Linked DNA regions of Homo sapiens: region 2 is linked to region 1. The links are chromatin loops, found by intact Hi-C in ENCODE. Cell type or tissue: natural killer cell. All regions are shown on one strand. Each heading gives the region's core, and the rest is flanking DNA. Links, peaks and the distances in the headings are about the cores only.

Region 1 (15,279 bases), core at 3,052-11,051:
GGGAGAAAATTTTTGCAATCTATCCATCTGACAAAGGGCTAATATCCAGAATCTACAAAGAAGTTAAACAAATTTACAAGAAAAAAAAACTGCATCAAAAAGTGGGCAAAGGATATGAACAGACACTTCTCAAAAGAAGACATTTATGCAGCCAACAGACACATGAAAAAATGCTCATCATCACTAGTCATCAGAGAAATGCAGATCAAACCCACAATGAGATACCATCTCACACCAGTTAGAATGGTGATCATTAAAAAGTCAGGAAACAACAGATGCTGGAGAGGAATTGGAGAAATAGGAACGCTTTTACACTGTTGGTGGGAGTATAAACTAGTTCAACCATTGTGGAAGACAGTGTGACGATTCCTCAAGGATCTAGAACTAGAAATACCATTTGACCCAGCCATCCCATTACCGGGTATATACCCAAAGGATTATAAATCATGCTAATATAAAGACACATGCACACATATGTTTATTGTGGCACTATGCACAATAGCAAAGACTGGAAACCAACCCAAATGTCCACCAATGATAGACTGGATTAAGAAAATATGGCACATATACACCATGGAATACTATGTAGCCATAAAAAAGGATGAGTTCATGTCCTTTGCAGGGACATAGATGAATCTGGAAACCATCATTCTGAGCAAACTATCACAAGGACAGAAAACCAAACACTGCATGTTCTCACTCATAGGTGGGAACTGAACAATGAGAACACTTGGACACAGAGCGGGGAACATCACACACTAGGGCCTGTCCTAGGGTAGAAGAGTAGGGGAGGAATAGCATTAGGAGAAATACCTAATGTAAATAATGATTTAATGTGTGCAGCAAACCAACATGGCACATGTATACCTATGTAACAAACCTGCACATTGTGCACATGTACCCTAGAACTTAAAGTATAATTAAAAAAAAAAAGAAAATGATAAACAAAAAAGAGCCAGGGTGGCTATTTTTATATCAGACAAAATAGACTTTAAGTAAAAGAAAATGTCACAAGAGACAGAGAAGGTCATTATATAATGATAAAGTGGTTAATTCATCAAGAGGATATATGAATTGCAAATATATATGCATATTGGGTGCACATTGGAGCACCTATTAAATAAACCAAATATTAATGGTTATAGAGGGAGAAATAGACAACAATACAGTAATAGTAGAGGATTCCCATTTTCTTTCTTTCTTCCTTTTTTTTTTTTTTTTTGAGAGAGTCTTGCTCTCTCAAGGTGGGAGTGCAGTGGTATCATTTCAGCTTACTGCAACCTCTGTGTTCCAGGTTCAAAGGATTCTCATGCTTCAGCCTCCCAAGGAGCTGGGATTACAGGCATGCACCACAAGGCCCAGCTAATTTTTGTATTTTTAGTAGAGACAGGGTTTCTCTATGTTGGCCAGGCTGGTCTCGAACTCCTGGCCTCAAGTAATCCATCTGCCTCGGCCTCCCAAAGTGCTGGGATTACAGGCGTGAGCCACTGCACCAAGCCAGTACTCCCACTTTCAACAATTTATAGATAATCCAGACAGAAAATAAATAAGGGAACAGTGGACTTGGGGGGCTAATGGGCCTAACAGACATATACAGAACACTCCACCCAACAGCAGAAAAATAGAAATTCTTTTTAAGTGCACATGAAAAAACATCCAGGACAAATCATATGTTAGGCTACAAAACAAGTTTTAACATATTAGAAAAGACTGAAATCATATCGATTTTCTTTTCCAACAAAATGGTATAAAACTGGAACTCAAGAACAGGGGGACAGTTGGAAAATTCACAAATATGTAGGAATTAAACAACACACATCTAAACAATCAACAGGTCAAAGAAGATGTCAAAAGGGAAAACAAAAAAAATCTTGAGATGAATGAAAATGAAAAAATAGCATATCAAAACTATATGGCATGCAGCTAAAACAGTTCTAAGAGGACAATTTATAGTGACCAACACCTACATAAAGAGAAAACATCTCAAATAAGCAACCTAACTTTACACTTTAAGGAATTAGAAAAAAAAGAGCAAACTAAGGCCCAGGTCAGCAGAAAGAAGGAATTAAAAATCAAAACAGAAACAAATAAATGAAAATAAAGACTAGGAAAATAATAGAAAACATTAAGGAAATTAAGACGTGTGTGTGTGTGTTTTTAAGAGATAAGCAGAATTGAGAAACCATTAGATAGACTAAGTAAAAAAAGAAAACTTTCAGATAAAAAAATCCTTAAAATTAATAAAATTATAAATGAAAGAGGAAACATTACAACTGATATGACAGAAATATAAAAGATTTCTAGAGATACTATGAACAATTATATGTCAACAAATTGGATAGCCTAGAGAAACAGATAAATTCCTAAAAACATACAACCTACCAAGACTGAATCATGAAAAAACAGAAAATCCAAACAGACCAATAATGAGTAAGGAAATTAATCAGTAATCAAAAATCTCCCAATAAAGACAAGCCCAGTAACTGACGGTTTTACTGGTGCACTCTACCAAACATTTAAGGAAGAATTAACACCAGTCCTTATCAAATTTTTATCTGAAAAACTGAATAGGAGGAAGCACTTCCAAATTCACTTTATTAGGCCAGCATTACCCTGATATTAAAGCCAGACATTATAAGAAGACTACTAATCAATATCCCTAATGAACATAGGTGTAAAAATCTTCCACAAAATACCAGCAAACTGAATTTACCAGTACATTAAAAGGATCATACATTATGATTGAGCAGGATTTATTCTTTGAATGAAAGGATGATTCAACATTCAACATACACAAATCAATAAATGGGAACCCACATTAGCAGAATAGAGGATATAAAACATATGATTATCGGCCGGGCGCGGTGGCTCACGCCTGTAATCCCAGCACTTTGGGAGGCCGAGGCGGGCGGATCACGAGGTCAGGAGATCGAGACCATCCCGGCTAAAATGGTGAAACCCCGTCTCTACTAAAAATACAAAAAATTAGCCGGGCGTAGTGGCGGGCGCCTGTAGTCCCAGCTACTTGGGAGGCTGAGGCAGGAGAATGGCGTGAACCCGGGAGGCGGAGCTTGCAGTGAGCCGAGATCCCGCCACTGCACTCCAGCCTGGGCGACAGAGCGAGACTCCGTCTGAAAAAAAAAAAAAAAAAAAAAAAAAAAAAAAAACATATGATTATCACAACAGATGCTAGAAAAAAAACTGACAAAATTCAACATCATTTCATGATAAAAACTCTCAACAAGTAACAACCATATACGACAAACCCACAGCTAACATGACACTCAACTGTGAAAAGTGGAAAGCTTTTCATCTAAGATCAGGAACAAGACAGGGTGCCCATTTGTATCACTTCCATTCAATCTAATACTGGAAATACTACTAAGAGCAATTAGGTAAGAAAAAGAAATAAATGGCATCCAAAGAGGAGAGAAGAAAGAAATTGTTTATGTTTGCTGATGATATGATCTTGTATATAGAAAACCCTAAACATGCCACCAAAAAACTGTTAAAACTAACAAATTCAGTGAAGTTGCAAGATACAAAATCTACATACAAAAATCAGTAGCAACTATATATACTAACAAGAAAGTACCTAAAAACAGAAATAAACAATTCAATTTACAATAGCATCAAAAATAAAATAATAAATTTAACCAAGGAGGTGAAAACACTGACAAAAAATTGAAGATGATATAAGTAAATGAAAAAATATATTTATGAATTGGAAGAATCAATATTGTTAAAATGGCCACATAATCAAAAGTAATCTACAGTTTGAATGCAATTCCTATCAAAATTCCAATGTCATTCTTCACAGAAAAAGTAAAAATAATCTTACAATTGGTATGAAGCCACAAAATAACACCAAATAGCCAAAGCAATCATGAGTGAGAAGAAAAAAGCTGGAAGCTTCCATATTGTTTAGAAGTTAGAAATGAAACAAAACAAAAAACAAAGTTGAAGGCATCACACTACCTGATCTCAAAAATATATTAGAAAGCTACGGTAATTAAAACAACATGGTACTGGCAGAAAAACAGAAACATAGAACAATGGAACAGAATAGACAGTCCAGAAATATATCCATATGTTTACAGCCAATCTTCAACAAAGGTATTAAGAATACACAATGGGGAAAACATAGTCTCTTCTTCAATAAATGGTATTGGTAAAACTGTATATCAATATGGAAAAGAATAAAATTGGATTATACCATATACAATAATAAACTCAAAATAAATTACTCAAATATAAGACCTGGAAATGCAAAATGACTAGAACATAGGAGAAAAGCTTCTTGACATTGGTGTGGGTAATGATATTTTGGATATGACACCAAAAGCACAGGCAGCAGAAACAAAAATAGACAAATAGGATTATATCAAGCTAAAAAGCTTCTTCACAGCAAAGGAAACAGTTAACAGAAGAGACAACCTACAGAATAGGAGAAAATATTTGCAAGCCGAATATTTGATAAAGGGTTAATTTCCAAAATATATGAAGAACTCAACTCAATAGCAAAAAACAAACAAAAAACAACCAAATAACTTTATTAAAAAACAGGCAAAGGGACCAGCTGCAGTGGCTCACATCTGTAATCCCAGCACTTTAGGAGGGCAAAACAGCAGGATCTGTTGAGCCCAGGAGTCTGACACCAGACTGAGCAAAATGATGAGAAACTGTCTTTTCAAAAAAAGAAAGAAAAAAATATTAGCTGGGTGTGGTGGAGCACGACTGTGGTCCCAGCTTCTCAGGAAGCTGAGGTGGAAGGATCACTTGAGCCTGGGAGGTCAAGACTGCAGTGAGCCAGGATTGTGCCACTGCAGTGCAGCCTGGTTGACAGAACAAGACCCTGTCTCACATATGTAAACACATGGATATATGTCTCAACATAAAACAAACAAAAATCGGCAAAGGACCCAATAGACATAAAAATGGCCAACAGGTATATGAAAAAATGTTCAACATCACTAGTCATCGGGAAAATGAAAATTAAAACCACAGTGAGACACTACCTCACACTTGTTAGAATCGCTATTATCAAAAAGACAAAAAATTAGTATTGGCGAGAATGCCGAGAAAAAGGAATCCCTGTACTTTGTTGGCAGAAATGTAAATTAATACAGCCACTTTGTAAAACAGTAGTGACATTCCTAAAAAAAATAAGAATAGAACTACCATAGGATCCAGTTGTCTCACTTCCAAGTATTGTGAAAGTTGATTATAAAAATTGGGTCATTCTACTGAATGAAAACAGAGTTGAGAAGCCAGAGGGGGAAAACACTCAGGGTACATAACACCGCTCCAAGAATATAATTATTTGCAAGCCTGGCTGTGAAATTGCCTGTAGTAACCTGAAGCCAGTTTTATCTAATAGCTACTGACACAACCTGCTGCAAATCTAGGACTAGTTTTACCATCACCACCACTCACCAATCAGAGCTTTCTTGCTCCCCAGAACTTTACAAGTGCCACGAACTTTCTTGAAAAACAAATACATAACATTTCTCCTTGTTATAAAACTTCCGACCTTCTCTTTGTTCTTTGGATACACCAAAGACCACCCAGTCTGTGTATATCTTCCCAATTGCAATTTTTCCTAAACAAAACATGTTCATGTCAGAGATTCATCTCTATAGTTTATTTGACTTCAACAGTATATATCAAAAGGAAATGAAATTGGTATGTCAATAAAACATGTGCACTCTCATGTTCTTTGCAGCAGTATTCACAATAATCATGATATGGCATCAATCTAAGTGTCCATCAGTGGATGAGTGGATAGAGCACATGTGAGATTGAGATATATATATATATATACACACACACACACACACACACATATATATATACACACACATATATATACACACACACACATACATTTATGTATAATGGAATACTATTCAGCTTTTAAAAAAGGATAATTCTGTCACTTGTGAGAACATGGATGAACCTAGAGGAAGTTACGTTAAGTGAGATAAGCCAGGCACAGAAAGACAACTACCATGCGATTTCACTCAAATGAGGAATCAAAAAAGTTGTTGAGGTTTTAGTTCAAAATGGCTGACTAGAAGCAGCAAGCCCATGCCTCTCTCACAGACAGGAACCACAATGGCAAGTAAATCCTCACACTTCACATAGATCATCTTAAGAGAGCATGCTCGGATTCACCAGAGAACCAATGGGACCCAAGGAAAGCAGGGAACAGTGGAGCCAGGCAGCCTGCGGAGCTGGGACGGTGTGGAGTGAAGAGAGGCTCTTACTCCAAGGAAGGGGTGAATGAGGTGAGAGGCTCCGGGACCCACCTCTCCATCACAGACTTTTACAATCCTAGCCACAGGAGAGCCCCCATAATCCTCCTTAGGCCTCCAGCTGAACACAGAGCCACCCAGAAACTTTGCAGAGGCACCGCTCAAGCCCACCTGGAATCCCACAGTCAGCCTGGTGCCAGCTGCCATGCCAAGGAGGGAGGCGAGGCTCTTTGCACACCCCCAGGAGAGACAGCACAGCTGCTGTGCAGAGGAGCTGCCAGACCACACACCACACTACTCCCGGCCTCGGCTGCTTCCTGCGAAATGGGGCTTACCTGTTGCAGGCCCCCTGTACAGTTGACCCACCCCTGCAGAAACACTGGCCTTGGCTAGGTGTTTCTCTGAGACCCCGACTCCCAGGCCAGGGAGAGAGTGAGGAGGCCTGGGACCTCTGCATGACCCCAAGAACAAAATCCAGAACTGCTTCTGCAGGAGCAAAGTGTGAGTAGGTCATGTGCCCCCCAGGTGCCAATCTCCAGTGCCCTGAGGGGCCCTCCCTTCCCCCAGTGAAAGGCCACCTGGCTCCTGCCTGAGCATTTCCGCTGCAACCACAGCTCTTCTGAGAGCCCAGTCCCCACAGGCCTGTGCTGCCCTCAGGCTCCCACCACCTGGGCCTTCTGTCTGTCCCCTGCCTGAGGGTTCTATCAGCCTCTCAGGGACCAGCCAGCCCCTTCCCCATCACAGCCAGCTCCTGAAGTCTAGGGTGCCCCAACCCCAGTCCAGCCCCTTAACCCATTTATGCCTGAGGTTGCAATTTTTTAAATTTTTCCAATCAGACCTTGGCGATGATCTTGAGCAGTGGGATATAAATAAGTCCCACATGCTTAGTATTCCAGTAATGGAACACTAGGCATAAATGGGTTTTAAGGACCCATACTCTCTGTCCGGTAGGCCGTCTAAGGGCCTGAGAACTGGGGCGCTATGTAGACCAATCCAACAGTGCTGGCACCTAACCACTTTTCCCAGGGCCTGAGGTCAGGCCAGCCCAACCAGTTGACACCACCACAACTGATACCCATCCACAGGGGCTGAAAGGCAGAGTGTATCCCCTGGCCCTGACAATGCAACATCATTACCACATCAAAGGAAAGAGAGCCATACGCTGAAAAGGTTCTGCCCCAAAACCACTCCTGTGGAGAGTCTCAAGACAGGTGTGTTCCACAGCTCTCAACCCACTGTGGCTTGGATGTAGACAACAGTGAGGATCTGAACTGAGAGTCACGAGTTCCAGGACTGGTGTGATTGGGAATAGATCACTTTCCTGCCTATCTAGCGCATGGAGCTAGTGCAGCCCCTTCACCCGATGTAGAGACCTCAGCACATGTCACTGGGAGCTCCCAAAGCCATCTCCACAAGGCTTGGTGCCTATACTTGGCATTGGAGTATTTGTGGGCAAGCCAGGGGGTCCAGCTCTGCCCAGCTCTACCCACTCCCTGCTGAACAGAAAACTCAGGGCACCAGGCACTTCACTGTCCAGCCCATCACCAGAAGCAACAGAGAGCACCTCCCAGTAAACAAAGACCAAGTACCTACCCATCTGCTGTGCCACAAGCTGGCTCTTACCCGTCAGCGCCATCTACTGGCCTGCAGGTTGAACTGCACAGCCAAATATAAAGCCTGGCCAATGGAAGTGCGTGGGCTATAGAAGCAAAGCTTTAGCAACACAACGTACTCCACAGTCACTCCCTAGGGAAAGGGAGGGATGGAGAAAGAAAAAACAAATAAGAAAAAAAAAATCCCATCTGAACAAAAATAAATTCAAAAATAAGAGTGGTTTTCTGTGAGCAGCTGCTCCAGATGAGAAAGAATCAGCATAAGAATTCTGGCATCATGAAAAAATCTGAATGTTGTGACATGACTAAAGGATCATATTAGCTCTCTAGAAATATACCCTAACCAAAATGGAAACTGAGAACTGACAAAGAGTTCAAAGTATAAATTGCAAGGAAATTAAATGAGATTGAAGACAAGGTTGAAAACCAACACAAGAAACTATAAAAACAATCCAGGAAATGATGGGAAAGATAAATATATTTTAAAAAATGCAAAAGGACTTCTTGAAATAAAAAGCCTACTTAAGACATTTGAAAATATAGTTGAAAGCTTTAACAATGGATTACACCAGCAGAAGAAAGAATTTCAGAGCTTGAAGACTGATCATTGAAACTAATTTGTCAAAAGTAAAAATAATTTTGAAAACCAAAGCCAGAGAAACCATATTTCTCTGGTGAGAAATATGAATTATCTAAAGCAATAAAACCTATGACTTATTAGCATTCCTGAAAGAGAAAAAGTAAGCCACTGGAAAACATATTTGAAAATAACTCAAGAAAATTTTCTTAATTTTGCTGGAGAGTTGAACATCCAGATACAAAAAATTCAGAGAACATCTGTGGGATTCTATACAAGATGAACATCACCAAGGCATATGGTCTTCAGACTATGCTAAGTGAATGCTGAAGAAATAAAAAATATTAAAGGCAGCTACAGCAAAAACTCAAATCACCTAGAAAGGAAAATTGATCAAACACTGGACTTCTCAGCAGAAACCCTAGAAGCAAGAATAGATTGGAGGCCTATTTTTAGCCTCTTTAAATAAATGCAAACCAAGAATTTTACATTCTGCCATACTAAGCTTCATAAATGAAGAAGAAATAAAGTCTTCCCCAGACAAGCAAACACTAAGAGAATTTGTCACCACTAGACAGATCCTACAATACATGCTCAAAGGCGTTCTAAATATGGAAATGAAAGTACTATACTCACCATCAGAAAAAGATACCAAAGTACAAAGCTCACAGATCCTATAAAGCAATTACACAATTGAAACTCCAAAACAACTAGTTAATAACACAATGACAGGAGCAAAACCTCACATATCAACATTAACTTTCAATGTAAATGACCTAAATTGTACACTTAAAAGATACAGAGTGGCAAATTGGGTTATAAAAAAAATAAGATGCAACCATCTGCTGTCTAAAAAAGACCCACCTACTGGCTAAAGACACATTCAGACTCAAAGTAAAAGGGTAGAAAATGAGATCATGCAAATATCATGCAAACAGACACTAGAAACTCTTAAAAGGAAGGAGGGTGGAAGGGGAGTGAGGACTAAAATATTACCTGTTGGATACGGTGTTCAATATTTGGGTGATGGAAACACTAGAAGCCCAATTTCTATCATTATGCAGGCAATACCCTTGTAACAAACAAGCACATATACCACCAGTGTCAAAAATTAAAATTTTTTTAAATGAAATAAAATTTCAAACTCACAAAAGCAAAGAATGGTGTTTGCCAGGTACTGGGGATGGGGGAGCAAAATGAGATGTTGCTCAAAGTAAACAAAGTTTGGTAGACAGCATGAGTAAGTTCTGCAGATCTATTGCACCGAATGTACAATAATAATGTATACTTGGAAACTGCTAAGAGAATAGATCTTAAATGTTCTCACTGCAAAAAATGTGCTAGCTTGATTTAATATTTTCACAATGTATACTGTATCAAAACATCACATTGTACACTGTAAAGATATATAATTTTATTTGTCAATTATACCTTAATAAAATTGGCAGGGAGGGATGGGTGCAAGAAATAAAGGATATGAGCAAGAAATGAAAGGCATCTGTGCTGGGCTCGACTTTTCCAATGTATTCACTTGACACATCGGTGACAGTCTCATGTTCTGACTTTTCTGACACTGTAGTCTGGAAAAAACTATCCCCTATATGCAACACAGCCATTAAAACACACACACAGACACACATACACACACACACACACGCAGAGGAACTTAATACAGTAATATTCAATATCACCAACTTTGCCTGTTACCATGGTAACCAGCAGCATTAAGTCCTGCTGCTAAAATTTCAAGAGCAGATGACATGAACTATTTATGTATAATTGCATTTTATAAAGAGAAAGAACTTGTCTTTCATATAAAATATGACTCAGTCTCAGATGAGATGGGTGATTATATCACATTGCCGTCAGAACAAATGTAGCAAGTCCCTTGTCTCCACGCCCTCTACCCCAGTGCATGTTACTTCCATATGCAAGTGGAAAGCAAGATGGCAAACAAGGGTTAGCCTCCCACAGAAAGTGCCTGCCCTGATTTGAGCTGGCGTCACTGCAAAGACGCTCAGGGTTCAAGTATTCACTTCTCCAAATTGAGTTAAGGGGTTCTTTTTCATTTCTACTCTTACAAGCTTGTGCACCTGCTGTCTGTCCCCTGTGGTTGGCTTGTCTTGAGCCACAGCCACTTGTATAAGTCATCAGCATGGAGTGGACATAGACCAGGTCAAAAGCCTTCATCTTGTAGATAGAGATTGAGAGGGGTCATAACTAGATGTTTCTGGAGACAGGGTTGTGCTCAGTAGTGGCATCCATTCGCCAGCAATAGCACAGGCCTAAACTAGTTCAGCATTGGATCATGTTGATTTTTCCCTCATCCGGGGATTTTCTGCAGACATTCTAATGTCAATTTCGCAGACCATCATCCTTCCTGAGCCAAGCTATCAAGGAACAAAAAGAGTAGGTGTTACCTATGTGGTGACAGCTCCCACCCTTGAGCACTGAGCCTTGTTCCTGAGCATTGCAGCACTGTTCACAGCCAAGTGAACCGTCTTCAAGAAGCCTTCGTCACTCATGTGTTCAGGACCAGGAAAAAAGCTTATTCAATAACTAAGTAAGGTTATGTGATTATCTCTTTAATCATATCTTTAATAAGTTTTCTGGGAATGGTAGAGGTTTTAAATGAGAACGTATTCAACCAAATAACGTTGAGCTCCTTAAGGGAAGAAACAAATTCCATGTTTTATTCAAGGTGTGATTCCAATTCTGGGTACAGAGACCCCCACAAAAACGGCTCTGCTCTAATGTTTGTGGGATGGGTGGGAAGATGGACAACGCATGGATGAAAATTCCCAAACAGGAAAATATATCTTGAATGAAAGAATGAACGAAAATACTGGTTTTAGAAAGGAGGGACGGATGGAGAGATTATCAGGGCAGGGAAGATCCCGAAGGAAATGAGCAGGCTTTGCTGAAAGAGTTTCTTGGGCATGGGAAAGACCCAGATGGGGTTGGCCTGCCATTTACCCCTCTGCAGGAAATTCCTCCAGGCCACACCCCACCTTCTCTGATTTTCTCAGCTGCCGAACCTTGATTGAGCTGTGTTCCCTGTTACAATGCCAGAATTGAAAAAGAGAAAACAAATGAGAAAATAAATCACGATAATTTCCCCTGCCTTAACAAGACACTTGCATTCACGTACTGTGTGCCTAAGAAGGGCAGTTACCAGTGCAGTTCTGTAGTGAAAAGGTTTCTTGAGCCAGAGAAAGACCCAGAAATGGATCCTTGGTGGCCATCTGGACAAAGCCCTTAATCAGTCACCTATGATGCCCACTTGCTAGTCCTGCATCCAGGTTCATGGGAAGTCTGCAGCCATGACAGGCTCTGCCTGGGGTTGGCCCTCCACCAAAGAGCCTCCGGTCCCTGCCTCTTGGGGCACAGACCCCTACTGCCCCCAGCCTACTGACCTGCCCCAGGCCCCTGCAGTCTTTATCATCACCGCATCGTGCAGTTTGGGTGGCATCTGGTTCTAAAATGTTCCCAGGCTTCTGCCTTGCTTCTCAGGTGCACCAGTCTTTTCACACATGGGTGGGCTTCTCTGAAGCTGCTGCAGTTACTCCCAGTGGCCAAATCATTTCTTACTTCCCTTAATAAACAAGGCAACAGGGTTTTGATGAAAGAGTTTCTTCTTTGGAGGGCAGAACAGCTTCCTTGCCTTGATTAAAATGTTTGCCAGCTGTTTCTCATTCTGGTCTCAAGGTGGCTTAAATCTTCAGGAAAGTCAGACACTTCACTCACTGGTAATTATTTTTCCTTATTAAAAATCTATTTGCCTCCATGTGACCAACATGCTACTCTCCATCATGATGTTGAGCCATTCCCACCTCTTCCATCCATCTCCACTCCAATTTGGTTTTATCATCTGATCCCACCAGGTAAGAGAAAGCAATTAGCCCTCTGCCCTTGAAGTTTGACCCCGACAAGATTAATCCGGTTCCTCGGAGTGTCTGAGGACCTGGTGAAAACAAGCAGGGCCTTTTGTCAGGTCTCTCCTCACACCTGTGAAGGTCTCTGTTCATGACTATGGGGCATGACAGCATTCACAGCACAAAACACTTCATCAACATTCTAAGTATACCCTTGCAGCTCAAAATTGTCAGCACTTGAAGGTTTTCCTCTTCAGAGATGGTCTTATCACAACAGCACTGTGTGGTCATTCTCCTGAGTGCTGCTGCCCTGCAGATAGGTCCAAAGCCCAACTTGCAGAGTCACTTCTTCACGTTGCGGCCCAAGATGCACAGGACTTCTGAGGTGCTGAGGTTGAGGAAAGACCGGATACAAGAACACCTCAAGAATTTTGTACCCAGAGGGCAGAGCCCAGACATAAATGTTTTAAAAGAAAGACGATTTTCCATGATCTTGGAAATTTCTAGGTCAGACTGCTTTCACACCTATTTTGGAAAAGGGGCCTACTCCATCCCTGCATCAACCATAGCAAAGAAAGTCAACAAAGACCAAAAATATATCTGAATGAATGGGTTTTCATTCATTCTTTCAACAATTTATTGGTTGATTACTCTGCATCAGGCAAGGTTCTAGATGAAGGCACTAGAGCCTCTATTTAATCTGAATTTATCTTTTCAATACATGAGCCAAATTCTGCTGACTGGGAAGCACTAATGAGACAATTAAACAGAAGTCTAATCTAGAGTGACTGGGGCGGTGCTGGTTCACTTTGTTTAATCAGGGCAGGCTCTTTAAGGAAGCCCTTGAAGGCATACATGGGAGAGCCTGCTCTCCCTTGCTGGGCCTGGCCACCTCTACCCCATCCTCCTCTAAAAACAGCGTTTTCAAGATCAAAGAGGCTAAACTGACACCACTGTCAAAATCTAATTAAAACCTCTCTTCTTCTAGTAAAGATGTTAACACTGGATAAAGCAGATCTTCATCCCCAACAAAAAAAGAACTTGTTTTAATTAAACATCCAATTTTAAGTTGGTTTTATTGCTATTGTTGTGTTTTTGTTTCCATTTGTGCCAGACAGAGGACAGGAAGACTGTAATCTCTTACAAAACATACGAACATATGTCCTAGATGGCAAGATCCCTAGGCATCTTCCTCTGAAGTCCTCAGTCGCACTCTCACTCACAGACATCTGCTGGGGTGGAGGGACTGTCAAAAACTTTTTCAGGTAATCTGGTGAGATGTATTCAAAGACTTAAAAGTGTATCTTTTTTTTTTTTTGCACTTGTCTTTAATTATTTCCTTAATCTCTGGAAATGGAATTTATCTGCAGTGAGGTTCATTATAGTGCCATTTGCAAAGCTGAAAGGCTGGCAACAACCTAACTGTCCAGCCACAGGGGATAATGACGCATTCATCTACTGGGGCATGGGGCACGAGCCCATGAGAAGGTGACATGATTTACAAGAAATCTAGAATGTGCTGTTGAGTGAAATGGTATGGACCAGTATGATCGCATTGTCATTGATTTTTACCTGTACATTCATAAGCTCGAAGAAATCCAGACAGTTAAATCTCAAAATATTCAGAGGAGTGACATTGTGGAAGATTTTTATTTTCTCAGCAACATTTTCTTATTTTACAAACATCACATATATGACTTGAGTAATTTTTTAAAGTTAATGTTTAAAAGAGAACAAAATAGTTGCCCAGAGTAACCCTGTCTTTTAAGTATACCTCCTACCCCAAAGTGGGCAGTAACTGGCTTGTCTGGCACCCATGGGTGATCTTGTCTAAGCTTGCTGCCCTGTTCTTAGGGTCGGGGGCTACCTGGGTATTAACTTGAGTCTGTGGATTGCTGTGAAGTCATTGAGAAGGAACACAGGCCCTCCCAGAGTGCAGGCACACTTGACCATGCAGTGCCCACCCTGCCAGGACTCATGGGAGAACCAGCCATTCTGCTCAGCTCCCGGTTAGTCAGTCCCTTCCCCGCTCAATGTTTCCAAGCACCCACCCTCAGTGCATTTACTGAGAGTCCCCTGACCATCAGACAAGGACTGTCCACAGGCCGTGAGGGAGGGAGGGGCATCACCGAGGCTGCTGGGCCTGCTTTCACATTGCCTGTCCGTGGCATGGAGGTTCCTCCCTCCCTGATCCACCCCTTGTTCCCCTGCCCATGTGAACGCTGGGATTGGGCCTGAGAAAGAAGGAAAATTGCTTCGGCTTCCAAGACTAGCCTTTCTCATGTTTGTCTTGAGTGTATTTCTGAGCAGAAAAACAAGCTTCACAAACCTCATGACTCACCTTCATGTTTTCTGTATGCTTCCCTCTCCCCTGCCTTGTCTCACTGATCCCTTGAGGCTCTCCCTCCCCAGCCCACATTTACTCCATAGCTTCCAGTAGAGTTTTTCAGGTTCCCTGCAAAGTGCAAATATACACACAATTCTGTGAGTCAGGCAGTATCTTAAAGAGGTTCCATCACACCCGAAGGTTTGGAGTCACTAGCCTGTTTGTGACATGTCTTCAAGGATGAACGAAAGATTTGAACTCTTCAGCCTTAAAATAATAAATAAAACCTGAAAATGAAAAACCTCACCAAATTAAGCTTCTGCCCATTTTAGAAAACAAGGGCAACCACGGAGGAGATGACTCAGTTCTTAAAGACAAGGTTACCCAAATGGGTGCATTGTGGGATCCAAGAAGGATGCTTCTGAGCTTGTTGAGCTCAGCATCAGCACAGACATCTAGCTAGTCCGAGAACTCAGATAGGGACCAGGCTCTGTCCTGGTGGGTTAAATCTTAAATCTCTATGTAGCCCATTACTATCAGCAAATGGATCTTTATTTAAGCTCTGATCTTGTATTGTGTGTATATCCTTCTCCCCAGCTCTGAGCTCTCTGAGAGGACAGCCTACAGTTTT
Region 2 (15,279 bases), core at 2,635-10,634, 78 kb after region 1:
TTCCTTCAAAGCCTAGAATGAGTAAATACACCAAACAGTCAGACATTTAAGATTTCTTTTATAACACCATGCTGAACAAATCTTATGCCTGAGATGTTAATATCCTCATTCATGCAGTCCACAGAAGTGTCACCTTTTTCCCTCTTTTCTATCACAATATTAATTGGTAGACCATATCCTAAGGAAGAGAACAGAAACATTTAAGGTGGGTGAGGGGAAATGTCCAAACACAAAAATGTAGAACACATTTCTCTAGTGCAAGGGGCTTGAAATGATAATGAGACCAGTCAACCCAGATGCATTTAAATAAAGTCGATCTCCCCACATATCTTATTTAAACCAGGGCATCAAATTTTTAACAATAACAACTTCCCAATGTGTCCCCATACTAGCAAGACTACTCTATCAGCCATCTCAGAACAGCCCAGCACAAAATGCACATACAAAGCTGCCATGAAAGTTAAAAAATAATCCTAAGGATCTACAACTGGGTCAAAGGGCTTTAAAGCATTCAGCTCTCTTAAGCTTTTGTCTAACTGCATGGGTGCTGTGGAAGGAACCTTAAGTATCTGAGATTCTATGATTCTAATACAAATTACATTTGAATAAACCTAAGCAGTTCTCAAGATTACCTAATTTTAATATTCTCGTAGAAAGAATGACTTAAAATCTGACAAACTGACTTATGACAGTTTAGCTACAGGAAAAAACAGTCTATTTCATTAATCAACAAAAAGCATTAGCTCTCCATAAATCTTAATCAAATCAGTAATACAGGCCAAGCCTCTGAGTGGGCTTACAAAAACCTGGAATATCGGAAAACTAAAGAACTCGCTTGACTTTCATTATAAAACAGAAGACAAACACATAGACGAAGCTGTAAGAAAGAAAGACCTCATTGTCTAATGATAAGTCCTTGAGTACATGAAAGCAGTAACTGCAGTAAACAGGCAAAGCCACTGAACTTATCCATACTTGAAGGGTACAGACAAGCCTCTGGGGGCACTAGAGAAGGCAAGATGACTCCATACACTGGAATGCTACCAGGGTGGACTAGAAATGACTGAACAGTGAGTAATTTTGTTTCTGATTCTGTATGTGTCTGCCTGTACTTTGAATATTTTCTACAATAACCATTGTTTTTTTAGCATCAGAAAAATTATAAATAGAAAAAGAATTGCATATTGAAGAAAAAACAGATTTTTACACAAATTACGTATTCTTATCAATTTAAAACATAAAGCCATTACCTAAAGTGAACAGATTTTCTAAAGAAAGAGAAGCCCAACCATAAGTACTATTAATACCCTGCACATAGTAGGTACTCAATATATCTCTTAAGTGTTAGGTATAGATTACTATCAGATAAGCTTTAATTTACTCATAAGCTAGTGCTCCATATATTCACACCAGAGATACCATTTGATTCCTCAATTCTCAGAAATGTCCTCTGTTAGTAAATTTACAGTCATTTTTACACTCAACTATCAGAATTTGATAGGTTATTTATGACACTCTGGCAATTACATTGTAATTTCCTCACCAATCTAAGAACTCTTATCTACTATACAATTTATAATATGAATGTTATTTTTACTCTGCCAAAAAATAAAGTGTTTTTATTGCAGTGATTTATCCTGCACATGTGTTACTTATACATACACATCTATTATAAATCAAGTATTGGAGAGGAGAAAGAACAAAATTAACAAACATAAAACAAAAAAGGGAGTGAGATGATGTACTAGTGAACAGCAGGAAATTAAACTCCCAGCCTTGCTTCCATTAAGAAGTTTTGACAAGATAAAGATCAAGAACACAGCTTAAGCAGTTAGTGAACAGCTGCACAAGTCCCAAAATGATATATGATTTTTTTGCATTACAAGCTTCATTGCTAACTTGTAGCAGTTTTGGTAAATAGTTGAATAGGTACAACTAAATTTGACACATTACGGAAATATACAAGACCAAGATGAACAATTGTAAAGTAATCTGAACTTAGGAATTACTCCAAATGAACAAAAAGATTATAACTGGAAAAGTTATTTTTAATAGATATTGAAGATATCTATTAAAGCAGATAATAGTTATCTATTAACTATTATATATTTAATATTAATCTTTCAACATTAACGTTTTCAAAAGTATACTGTGTCAAGACACAAAGTGTAGCATTTGTGACACTCAGCAAACTTTTAGAGAATTAAGATAATTTTTGATACCAATTTCAAGTAAAACGCCCTTCACCATATCTCTCACAAAAATAAGCTAAATTTAAAACAAAAAACAAACAGCCATGCACTAAGATATCACAATATCTATGAGATAAGAGCAAGTAACAAACTAAAAAATACTGAAATTAAAAATAATATTGTTGGGAATCTTTTTTTTTTAATTCTAGAAATTTGACATCCTTTCCATAAATCACCTACGATCTGTATAGTTTGCTTCTTCCTCATGGTCTTTTTTCTATACAGCCCTGTAAGTATCTTCCCAACATATACACTGCTACAAAGAACCACAAGTCCACTTACTCAAAAACTGGGTCAACTCCTTTTAAGCTTCCAATGCCTTTAATGTTTCAAGGCAATTCAATAATTCATTTGAAGTGAAATAGGTTGAAATCACATTCTTGGAGCTTTGACAAGAACAGTCATTTATTGTTTACTTAATCATGTCATGCATGAGAGTTTGGTTGTGTCTTCCATACCCACCTTCCAACTCAATGGAGTCAACACTGCACTCCATTATGCCACATACCACAAAATGGTCAGGACAAACGATAACAGTGTCACCTTCATAGCAGGCATTTATAACAGATAATGGATCACCGAAGAACTAGAAAACAACAACATATTTGCAAATATACACCCACATATGGTGTGGATCTCTGTCCCCAACCAAGTCTCATGTCTCATGTTCAATTGTAATCCCCAGTGTTGGATGTGGAGCCTAGTGGGAGGTGACTGGGTAATGGGGACAGTTTCTAATGGTTTAGTACCATCCCCCTAGTGCTGTCTCATGACAGAGTTCTCATGAGATCTGGTTGTTTAAAAGTATGTAGCACCTACCCTCATTCTCTTTCTTCCTCCTCCTCCAGCCATTTAAGCCATGCCTGCTTCCCCTTCACCTTCTGCCATGATTGTAAGTTTCCTGAGGCCTCCCCTGCCATGTGTCCTTATAACCTGCAGAACTGTGAGCCAATTAAACCTCTTTTCTTTATCAGGTATTTATAGGCAGTGTGCAAAGTGACAAATATACAACCCCACAAAGCAACTCGAGTATTATTCCAAGTGCCTTCATGTCTCACTCTGAAAATGGAGCCAACACTGCACGCTGAAGCATCTCCTTTGGTAGTGGACTGAACCTAATGCATGCCTGGTAAGTGGCTACTGCTGATGAAAGGCAGGGTTCTCACTACTTCCTATTTAACAGAAAACCACCTCTGGGAAGCTCTGTGTAGAATTCATGAAAACCTATGGTGAATCAGAAGGAAAAAAGCCACTTGCAGCAAGACACTCTTCTTTTACCTGAATTTCTATATCTTCCCCCAAGGCACCTGGCAAAGCCTGTCCATGAGTAGGGTCCACAGCAGACCAGTCATCATGGTGGAGGAGATCTCATGGGTGGAACTTCTGACAACTGGATGGACACCCTTTGCTTAGATGTTAGAATTCTGATAACCAAACACATACCATGAAGAAACCAAACAGACCTAACAGTTCTCAGTAAGATAGCAAGGAAGAAAAGATGCTAACTAGCTAAGAATTACAAAGGCACACATACCTCAACAAAGGACTCTCCATGAGTTTTAGCTTTTGCTTCACCTGTTCAATCTCTGAATACAATTTTAACCCTTCAACCATGGAGATATTTTCCTGCTCAGAGCTACAATTTGCCAAACTGCTTCTCAGATTAAAAAATTTGCTGTAACTCTCCTCACATTGAGACAACAGATTGTGGTAGTCACGTCCTGAAGGAACTCAGTTTTCAAGAATGTCATAATCCCTGAGAGTTTAAAAGCAAACTGAAATCCATTGCCTTTCAGACACATTTTTTCTCATTAAGAAAGCCCATGGAGTCCTCAAAGACCCACTAAGAAAAGTGCTTTATAACTCAGGTACATGTTAAGTCTCTCTGAATAGTACTCTAAGTGGTAACTGTTGAAAGTTTCAAACACCACTTCATTGAAGTCATTAATTTTTCTTCTTTTGAGGAATTGTTTTTTCTTAGATCCAAACATTTGTGCTTTAGAATTACCTAAAGTTCATATTGTACAATTTGTAATCATTATTTAATAAGAAATTATTTTCTTCTCATATATTAGATTCAAAATCTTAATAAGGAGTGGGTGGCAAGGGCCAACTGGGGAGTAGGGGTATAGAGGGAAGTAAATTGTTTCACAATGGTTAAGACTGCCATGTTTTTCAGAGATCTGAATGTGATTTTAAAATGTTTTAAAAGATTACCATATTTATAGGATCAAAAATTAGAAATGACTCAAACTGTCTAGTCCTTCCTTACATTTAAAGCACTATATAGGCACAAAATTATGTTGAATATTCCCAGAGAAAGACCAGGGGATTTCAAAAAAATAAACCTTTGAGATTTTGAGGGGAAAAAAATGCTGTCATTATTAGAGAATGATTAACACAAAATAACCTTGTACTGGACCACCTTACTGGCACTTGAAATTTATTCATTTACATAAATTCTCAAATATAATGACAGAACAAAAAGTATGTCTCAATGTAATAAAATAATTTATAAATGTACAGTCAATAGATATTAAATTAATGGGTTTAACAATAAAATAAAATATTGCCATTACCTGTAGTTTTAAAATAATTGCTTTATTTTTCAGTTAAATGTATATCAACTAGCTGTGCCTTAGGTTAGAGCTTCTCAATTCTGATGAATATTAGAATCACCTAGGATCTTTCAAAAATACAGATGCTCAGGCCAACATCCAGAGCAATAAAAACGGGCCTCTGAAAGTGGAGAGGTATTTTTTAAAGTTCCCCAAGCATGTAATGTGTAGCCAAGGTTGAGAACTATTGTCTTAGATTATTATTTTTTTAACTTCGTCATGCTCTTAAGAAGATGGGGGGAGGGGAGAAAGCTGAACAAAATCCTAATTCATATCAAATTATGGTGAACACTCAATATTTAAAATGAACAGAAGATTTTATTTTCTTGCTTTTCCAAGTAAATGGATTGGGTAAAGCTTGAAAAAGTAAGGATTTTGTCTACTTTGGTTATCCACACTCATTTAAAGATACTCTAGAAATCTACTTTGCAAATAAGAAATTACGAACCAAACCACTGGTCTATTAAGTTGCGAAGATTAAGACTAAAATTTTAAAATAAGTTTCTTAGCATTTCCAATATCCATGCAAGTTAGCTTATTTCTTCTCATTAGATTGATACTTTACAGTCTAGAACCAGTGAACCAACATCATCTTCAGACCCCTAAGTTCTGAAGTAGTGTGTTTTGAATTAGAAAGGAAAAATATTTGCCACATGGTGCAAAATCAAGACAGTGATTTGATCTTGCCTGCTGATAGCTCTACTCCTATCTTAGCCCAGGAACCTTTTTAGAGTCTGCATACATGTGATAACATTCCAGTTTCTCCATCAAGTGCCACAGTTTCTTCTCCGTAACTAAAGACAATTCCTCCCTTATGCTGTCCCATCTGCCAGTGATGTACAAGGCATGTATGGAGATCATTACTTGTCCACACATGCAAGGCTCTCAAATCAGAATACAATTTTTTTTGTCCACATACAGATCAAATTTGCCAGATATGCATTATATTTACCTACCATTACATTCTACTTCAATCAAAACCAATCACTGCTCTTTAAGAGCAAGTGTATCAAACCTAGAAAATATTCAAGCTTTTTGATGTTCTGGGATTGTACTGAACACACTATAGAAAAATAGGAAATGCACAATAGAAAAATTAGAAAGGTAGAAATCACAGTCAACTTATGAAAGCTGAAATCAGACATACATAATTGTAAACCAGGTAGAACCATTAACCAGATTTTCATTTTTTAAAAAATTTTGTTATTATTTACTATTTAAACCAAGAGAAACTTACTAAATCAAATCAAACTGCATGAAAATGTAAAGGCCTTGTCTTATATAATGTCAAATCATCTTTCACATAGGAAAAACAAATTACCTTCTACAATTCTTTTTAGTGTGAGTTCTAATTTTATTGCAGCATTGCCTGTTAATTTACTGCTCAGGAATACAGGAGAAAATTACTGGTCTTACAGCACCATCTAGTGGAAAGATAAGTGTCGCATGTAACAAGATCAGCATAGAACAACTACTTAATTTAGGTTGCATGATTAATTTTGGTATTTTTGAACGGAAAAGCTTTTCCTTGTCAAAATATGATAAATTAGAAGAATGCGTTTAGGTATTTTTGATTCATCTGTTAGTTTAACCTAGTATGTTTTACTATAGGAACTTAGAGTAAAGCCATATACTTTAAAAAAAAAGTATTATTTAAGTTTCAAGCAAAAAAGTCTCTATAATGCAAATAAGTTCTTTGTTTTTCAAACAATTGTCATTAAATAGATGTTCACAAACCTCCTGATTTTAGGCTTAGTTTATAAACAGTTAAAGCAGGTTTCTCTGCACTTGTTCGTTTCATTTAATAACTTGAAAAGGGGCTGCACTATTTGTATATTGGTCTATTTCTGTCTATAGGCCCTTGGAGTAAGAGTATGTGCGTGTGTATGTGTGTGTGTATGTGTGTGTGTGCGTGCATTGCGCATGTGTGTGTCTCACAAAGGTAAAATTAAGCCATGGTAACTATTTTTTCAATATGTACAAGGTCAGTAATAAACACAATCTCAATTGAGGTTTAACACGTCTGACAAAACAATCATATGCATCATCCTTTTCTTCATCCCAACTCTTCCAAATGTTCTGGTAGAAAAACCTGAAAAATAACTTAATATCATTCAAATTTAATCACTGGCTCCAAATGTTAGGATTCTGGAGGGATGAGAGCTAAAGAATAAATCAAAGCAATTCTCATATCTCAGAGAATGCTGCATATTTGCTATGGTTATCAGTTGAGTCACACAAGATAAAGACCTTCTTTGAATCAGCTAGAGGGGTTTTTCTATAACACTCATTTTTTTAAAACTTTCTTTTTATCAGAAGTAGTATTTATTGACCATCTCTAACTGGGCAGGTAGTAGTTCCATTTGTTGAGATAGAAAACACTGGGAGAGAAACAGGTTTGGGGTTCAAAATGAAGAGTTGTGTCTTTGCCATGTTCAGGCTGAGATGCCTATCTGACCTCCCAGTAATGACGTCAAATGTACAGAGAAATATACAAGCCCAGAGATCCAGGGAAAGGTCAGGGCTAGAGACATAAATCTGGGAGGTGTCAGCATATTAATAGTTTTAAAGCAGTAAATGAGATCATCTAGGGACATAATATAAAGCAGCAGTTCTCAACCCTGGTTGCACATTAGGGTCCCCCGGGATACTTTAAAAAATTGATTCCCTATCCCAGACCAATAAATCAGATATCTGCGGAGGGAAGGGGGTTAGCATTCACATGTTTTTTAAAGCTCTCTAAGCACTTTAACAAATTTTTATTACAAAAAATTCTAAACATACAACAGATAAAATAGTATCATGAATATCATGTATCCATCAGCCAACTTCAAGAATTACCCACTTGGGAGAAATCTTATTTCATCTCTACCTCACCAACCTACCCTCTGCTCCTCTCCTCTCATCATCCTGACCCTGGCTTATTTTGAAGCAAATCTCAGATGTATCAAATCATTCACAAATTTTTAGTATGTAGCTCTAAAATAAATCCTTATGCCAAAAAAGTTTTAATTTCTTAATATTACCAAATATCCAGTCAGTACTCAAATTTTCCTAATTTTCTCTTTTGCTGTTGTTGTTTTACAGTTGACTTGTTCAAATTAGGATCCAAACAAGGCCAGCTGTGGCCCTTAATGGATGCGTCTCTTAAATCACTTTTATTCTATACATTACCCCTTGCTCTTTTTACCCTTGTAATTTATTTAATAGTTTCACACACACTGAATTTTGTTGATTACTTATCCATGGGGTCATTTAACATGTTTTTCTGTTTCTTTCCTTTCTAGTAAACTGATAGTAAGATCTAGAGCTTGATGGGCTTCAGGAAAGACTTTTTGGCAGGAATACTTCAAGTGAGGTATGATGTACTTGCATCGGGAAGCACATATAGCAAGTCCTCTAATATCAGCCTTTCATTGAATGCCTTTCACTATATAAGGGAATAAACATCAATTCCTGGCCATAGTCGCAGTCTGTGTGGAGTTTTCATGTTTTTCCTATGTCTGCATGGGTTTTCTACAGGTACTCTGGCTTCCCACATCATAAAGATGTGCATACGAAAGATGAGCATGCTAGCTGAACTGGTGTGTCGACATCGTCCCAGTCTGAGTGTGGGTGTGAGTGCACCCTGGGATGAAGTGGCATTGTGTCTCATGCTGGTTCCTATCTTGCACCCTAAGCTGCCATGATAGGTTTTGGCCACCTGCATCCCTGAACTGGAATAAGCAGGTTGGAAAATGAAAGAATGAATATGAATTATTGTCAAATAAAAAATCTTAAATTAGACAATAATCATACAAATGCACAACAATAAACAATGCAGTATAAAATCACTCAGCGAGTCCATCAAGTTGGTGACGGTTTGAACCACGTGGTGGTAAAGGGTACTCCTTACAATTTTTACTTTGCCGACATTTATTCCTCAATTTGACCAACCACCACCATGACTGCCGTGACTCACTGATTCACCAAAAATTGGGTAAATAATTATTTTGTTTTTATAATCTTTCTTATATGTATACAGGATTCACATTTATTTCAATGTTCAAGATTAAAATTGTTTTTGGTCTTTATTTAGAAGTTTGGTGATGTTTTTGTGACCAGAAATAGGCCATAGGAACTTTAACTTTTGTTTGTATCTATTAGCCTATGGTAACATTGGTTTTGTAATTTCGCTTAAAGTTGAAGTTTCCAAGAACCTGTCGACAACAGTAAGTGAAGACTTCTATAACGCCTAGCCATCTCTTTTTGTGAGGTTAAGACTGATCAATGGATTCAGGTGTTGTCAGCCTGATTCACCCACTATGAAGTTCTCTATTAGTTTTTCACCTAAAGATTACAGCAGTCATTGAGGATCACTGCCTACAACCTTTATTTCATTAGTGGTTACAAAATATGGATATTCTATCATTCCTTCTTCATGTAGTGGTTGGATGTGTCTATAAGGAAAATCCCCAAGTTATTATAATGTGGTTCCAAGGTAGAGTAGATGAGAAAAAGAAGAGTAATAGGATTGATCCCTTGGTAACTCGAACACTCTAAAAAGTTAGAGCATGAGAGAAGAGCTAGGCAAGATGACTAGAAAACCAAGCCGGTGAGACACCAAATGAATAGTGCTGTCGTAGAGGCTGAGAGGAGAGTGTGTTAAGATGGGAATGGAGGAGGCAGAGCAAGGTAGTGGAAAAGAAGGCTCCTCTGATCATTCTCTGTGCAAGGACACCAATTTAACAACTATCCAGTTCTTTGGTAAGAACTAAAAATCACGTGAGCACCTATAGCACCTGGTTTTAACTTCATATCACTGAAAAGAGGCATGGAAGAGATAGAAAAAACAGTCTTGAATCGCCGATGCCACCCCTCACCCACCATCCTGTGTGGTACAGAGAGCATATCTGGGTGCTGCAGGAGGGAGAGCACTGCAATTGTAAGGCATTAAACTGAGCTGTCCTGCCACAGCAGAAAGGAAAACTAGACCAAACTCAGCTGACACTCACCTATGGAGGCGGCATTTAAACCAGCCCCAGCCAGAGCGGAATCACTCATCCCAGCAGTCCAAACTTGAGATCCTGCAAACCTTGCCACTGAGGGCTAAAGCACTTTGTGTCTCTAAGTAAACTTGACAGGCACACTAGGCCATAAGGACTGCGACTCTTAGGTGAGTCCTAGGGCTGAACTGGGCCCAGAAACACAGAGACACAGTGGACTTGGTGGGGGCACACAACCTACTGAGACATCAGCTGGGGTGTCTACCGGAGTGCTGGCATCACCCCTCCCCTAAACCCAGACTGCACAGCTCACAGCTCTAAAGGAGACCCCATCCCTCCACTTGAGAAGAGGAGGGGGAAGAGTGGGGAGGTCTTCATCTTCCATCTTGGATACCAGCTCAGCCACAGCAGGATAGGTCACCAGCCAGAGTTGTGAGGCTTCCCCATGCCGCATTCCAGGCCCTAACTCCCAACCCCCAATGACATTTCTAGACACATCCTGGGTTACAAGGAACCCACTGCTTTGAAGGAAAGGACCCAGTCCTGCCAGCATTCATCGCCTGCCAACTGAAGACCCCTTGGACCCTGAATAACCAGCAGCTATACCCAGGTACTACGTCAAGGGCCTTGATGAGCCACTGAGACTTGCTGGCTTCAGGGGAGACTCAGCACATTCCCAGCTGTGGTGGGCCACAGGCCAAGTCTCCTTCAGCTTGAGAAAAGCAGAGGGAAAAGTAAAGGGGACTTCGTCTCTCACCTTAGGTACTAGCACAGCCACAGCAGGGTAGAGTACCCAGCGGGCTATTAGTGTCCCTAATTCTGGGACTTGATTCTTGAATGGCATTTCTGGACCTGTCCTGGGTCAGAGGGAGGGAAGCCCACTGCCCTGAAGGGTGAGTCCCAGGCCAGGCAGCATTCACCACCAACTGAGTCGAGAGACCTGGGGCCTTACAGGAACATCAGCAATAGTCTGGCAGTAGTCCTTGTGGCCTGGGATGGTGGTAGCTACAGGGTGAGGCTCCTCTGCTTTTGGAAAGCGGACAGAAGAGTGGGAAGGACTGCATCTTGTGGTTTGAGTGTCAGCTCAGCCACAGTACAACAGAACACCAGGTAGACGTCTAAGGCTTTGACTCTAGTCCCTGACTTCAAGATGACACCTCTGGATCCACCTGGAGCCTGGGGGACCTCATCACCCTGAAGGGAAGGACACAGGCCTGGCTGGCTTTGTCACTTGCTGACTGTTAAGCCCCAGGTTCTTGAGCAAACATAGGCAGTAGCCAGGATGTGGTTACAGTAGGCCTTGGGTGAGACTCAGTGCTGTGCTGGCTTCAGGTCTGACCCAGTGCGGTCACAGTGGTGGTGGCCACAGGGGTGGTTGTGTCACTCCACCCTCAACTTTAGGTGACTCAGAAGAGAAACTCTGCTTGGGAGAAAGTAAGGGAAGAGAACAGGAGTCTCTGCCTGGTAATCCAGAGAATTCTCCCGGATCTTGCTCAAGACCATGAAGGCAGTACCTTCGAGTCTTCAAACATTCAAAAAAACTGAGATAATATCAAGCATCTTCTCTGACCGCAATAGAATAAAACTAGAAATCAATAACAAGAGGAATTTTGGAAACTATGCAAATACATGGAAATCAAACAATATGCGCCTAAATGACCAGAGAGTTAATGAAGAAATTAAGAAGAAAATTGAACAATTTCTTGAAACAAATCATAATGGAAATACAATATAGCAAAACCTATGGGATACAGTAAAAGCAGTACTCAAAGGAAAGTTTATAGCTATAAGTGCCTACATCAAAAAGAGGAAGAACTCCACATAAATAATCTAACAATGCATCTTAAAGAACTAGAAAAGCAAGAGCAAACCAAACCCAAAATTAGAAGAAAATAAATAATAAAGATCAGTGCAGACATAAATAAAACTGAAATGAAAATACAAAACATCAATGAAACAAAAGGTTGTTTTTTAAAAAGTTACACAAAATTGACATTGCCAAACTAAAAAAAAGAAAAAAAAAGATACGAATAAATAAAATCAAAAATGAAAAACGAGACATTACAACTGATATTGCAGAAATTCAAAGAATTTGATTCCTAGTATCATTGTTGGATAGTATAGGCAACTATATACCAATAAATCAGAAAATACAGAAGAAATGGACAAATTTCTAGATATATACAACCAATCAAGATTTAATCAGGAAGAAATCTAAAACCTGAATGGACCAATAACAAGTAACAATATCAAAGCTATAATAAAAAATCTCCAAGTAAAGAAAAGCTCGGGACTGATGGCGTCACTGCTGAGTTTTACCAATCCTCCTCAAACTATTCCAAAAAATAGCAGAGGAGGGAATACTTCCAAACTCATTCTACAAGACCAGTATTACCCTGATATCAAAATCAGACAAAGACGCATCAAAAAAAAGAAAAGAAAAGAAAAAAAAGAAAGAAAACTACAGGCCAATATCTCTGATGAATACTTATTGAAAAATTCTCAACATTACCAAACCAAATTCGCTAATATATTAGATCATTCATCATAACAAAATGTAATGTATCCCCATGATGCAAGGATGGTTCAACATACACAAATCAATGTGACATATCATATCAACAGAATGAAGGATAAAAACCATATGATCATTTCAATTGATGCTGAAAAGGCATTTCATAAAATTCAACATCCCTTCATGATAAAAACTCTCAAAAAGCTGGGTATAGAAGGAACATACCTCAACATAATAAAAGCCATATACAGCAGACCCATAGCTCTTATCATACTGAATGTGGAGAACTGAAAGTCTTTCCTCTAAGATTCGGAACACAAGGATGCCCACTTTCACCAGTGTTATTCACCACAGTACTATAAGTCCTAGCTACAGCAATCAGACAAGAGAAGGATATAAAGGGCATCCAAGTTGGAATGGAAGATGTCAAATTACCTTGTTTGCAAGTGATATGATCTTATATTTGAAAAAAACCTAAAGACTCCACCCAAAAACTACTAGAAGTGATAAATTCAGTCAAGTCGCAGAATACAAAATCAATATATAAAAATCAGTAGCATTTTTATATGCCAACAGTGAACAATCTGAAAAAAATTTAAGTAACCCCATTTAAAATAGTTACACATAAAATTAAATACCTAGGAACTACCCAAAGAAGTGAAAGATTATAATGAAAACTATAAAACAGTGATGAAAGAAAGAGAACACCAAAAAAAGGAAAAATATTCCATGTTCATGGAATGGAAGAAGCAATTTTGTTAAAATGTCCATACTATCCAAAGCAATCTACAGATTCAGTATTATCATAAGGAAAAAGAACAAAACTGGAAGAATCACATTATCTGACTTTAATTTTTTTTATTTATTTATTTTTTTGAGACGGAGTCTTGCTCTGTTGCCCAGGCTGGAGTGCAGTGGCCCGATCTCGGCTCACTGCAAGCTCCGCCTCCCGGGTTCGCACCATACTCCTGCCTCAGCCTCCCGAGTAGCTGGGACTACAGGCACCCGCCACCGCGCCCGGCTAATTTTTTGTATTTTTAGTAGAGATGGGGTTTCACCGTGTTAGTCAGGATGGTCTCGATCTCCTGACCTCGTGATTATATTACAGAGCTATAGTAACCAAACTTCAGGGACTGGCATAAAAACAGACACATAAACCAATGATAAAAAATAGAGAACCAAAAAACAAATCCCCACACATAAGCGAACTCATTTTCCACAAAGGTGCCAAGAACATACACTGGGAAAAAGACAGCTTCTTCAATAACTGGTGCTGGGAAAACTGGTTATCTATATGCAGAAGAAGGAAACTAGACTCCTATCTCTCACTATACACACAAATCAAATCCAAATGAAGACTTAAATCTAAAACCTTAAATTATATATAAAAAAAAAACCCTTAAACTACAAAACTACTACAAGAAAACATTAGGGTTTTCCCTAGAACATTGGTCTGGGCAAAAACTTCTTGTGTTATACCCTACAAGCACAGGCAACCAAGGCAGAAATGGACAGATGGGATCACATCAAGTTAAAAAGCTTCTGCATAGCAAAGGACACAATCAACAAAGTGAAGAGACAACCCATGGAATGGGAGAAAATATTTGCAAACTACCCATCTGACAAGAAATTAATAACCAGAATATACACGGGGCTGCAAACAACTCTATAGGAAAAAATCTAATAATAAAAAAATGGGCAAAAGATTTGAATAGCCATTTCTCAAAAGAAGACATACAAATGGCAAACAGGCATATGAAAAGGTGCTCAACGTCATTGTTCACCAGAGCAATGCAAATCAAAACTACAATGAGATATCATCTCACCCCAGTTAAAATGTCTTATATCCAAAACACAGGCGATAACAAATGCTGGCGAAGATGTTAAGAAAAGGGAACCAGGCCAGGCACAGTGCCTCATGCCTGTAATCCCAGCACTTTGGGAGGCCAAGGCGGGTGGATCCCTGGAGGTTGGAAGTTCGAGACCAGCCTGACCAACATGGAGAAACCCCGTCTCTACTAAAAATACAAAATTAGCTGGGCATGGTGGCACATGCCTGTAATCCCAGCTACTCGGGAGGCTGAGGCAGGAGAATCGCTTGAACCTGGAAGGCGGAGGTTGTGGTGAGCAGAGATCGCGCCATTGCACTACAGCCTGGGCAACAGGAAGGAAATTCCATCTCAAAAAAAAAAGAAAAAAGAAAAAGAAAAGGGAACCATCCTACACTGTTGGTGAGAATGTAAATTAGTAAAATAATTATGGAGAACAGTTTGGAAGTTCCTCAAAAAACTAAAAATGGAGCTACCATATCATCCAGCAATACCACTCCTGGGTATATATCCAAAATAAGGAAAATAAGTATACTGAAAAGATACCTGCACTCCTACGTTTATTTGCAGCACTGTTTACAATAGCTGGGATCTGGCAGCAATCTAAGTGTCCATCAACAGACGAACGGATAAAGAAAATGTAGGACTTCTACACAATGGAATACTATTCAGCCATAAAAAAGAATGAATCATTTGCAACAACATGGATGAAACTGGAGATCATTATGTTAAGTGAAATAAGCCAGGCACAGAAACACAAACATTGCATGTTTTCACTTATTTGTAGGATCTAATAATCAAAACAATTGAGCTTATGGAGAGAGAGGATAGAAGGATGGTTACTACAGGCTAAAAGGGTAGTTGGGGGATGAGGGGAAGGTAGGGATGGTTAATTAGAAAGAATGAATAGAACCTATTAGTTGACAGTATAACAGAGTGACTATAGTCAATAATAACATAATTGTACATTTTAAAAGAACGAAAAGAGTCTAATTGGATTGTTTATAACACAAAGGATAAGCATTTGAAGGAAGGATACACCATTCTCCATGATGTGATTATTTCACATTGCATGCCTGT

What was found. Hi-C counts contacts between places; a loop is a spot of excess contacts. Peaks named below come from ENCODE experiments on the same cell type or tissue, not always from the same donor. Only the 100,000 strongest peaks of a DNase experiment are listed, where the experiment ranks them.
Region 2: a loop joins it to region 1, with 7 times the contacts of the local background. A loop is called at or near these places in 4 of 110 quality-filtered maps.

What each region holds. Positions count from the first base shown.
Region 1 is chr19:28,626,028-28,641,306 of GRCh38, forward strand. It overlaps the pseudogene LOC100420587. Among named protein-coding and RNA genes, the nearest start is that of ERVE-5, 27 kb to the left of the region's middle. RefSeq lists a silencer at 7,655-7,949. In natural killer cell, for the core only: CTCF peaks have their summits at 7,900 (motif pointing left) and 8,111; a DNase peak (open chromatin) is centred at 7,884; H3K27ac peaks cover 1,186 bases.
Region 2 is chr19:28,704,208-28,719,486 of GRCh38, forward strand. It overlaps the pseudogene LOC100420587. Among named protein-coding and RNA genes, the nearest start is that of ERVE-5, 110 kb to the left of the region's middle. In natural killer cell, for the core only: CTCF peaks have their summits at 6,295 (motif pointing left) and 6,495; a DNase peak (open chromatin) is centred at 6,294.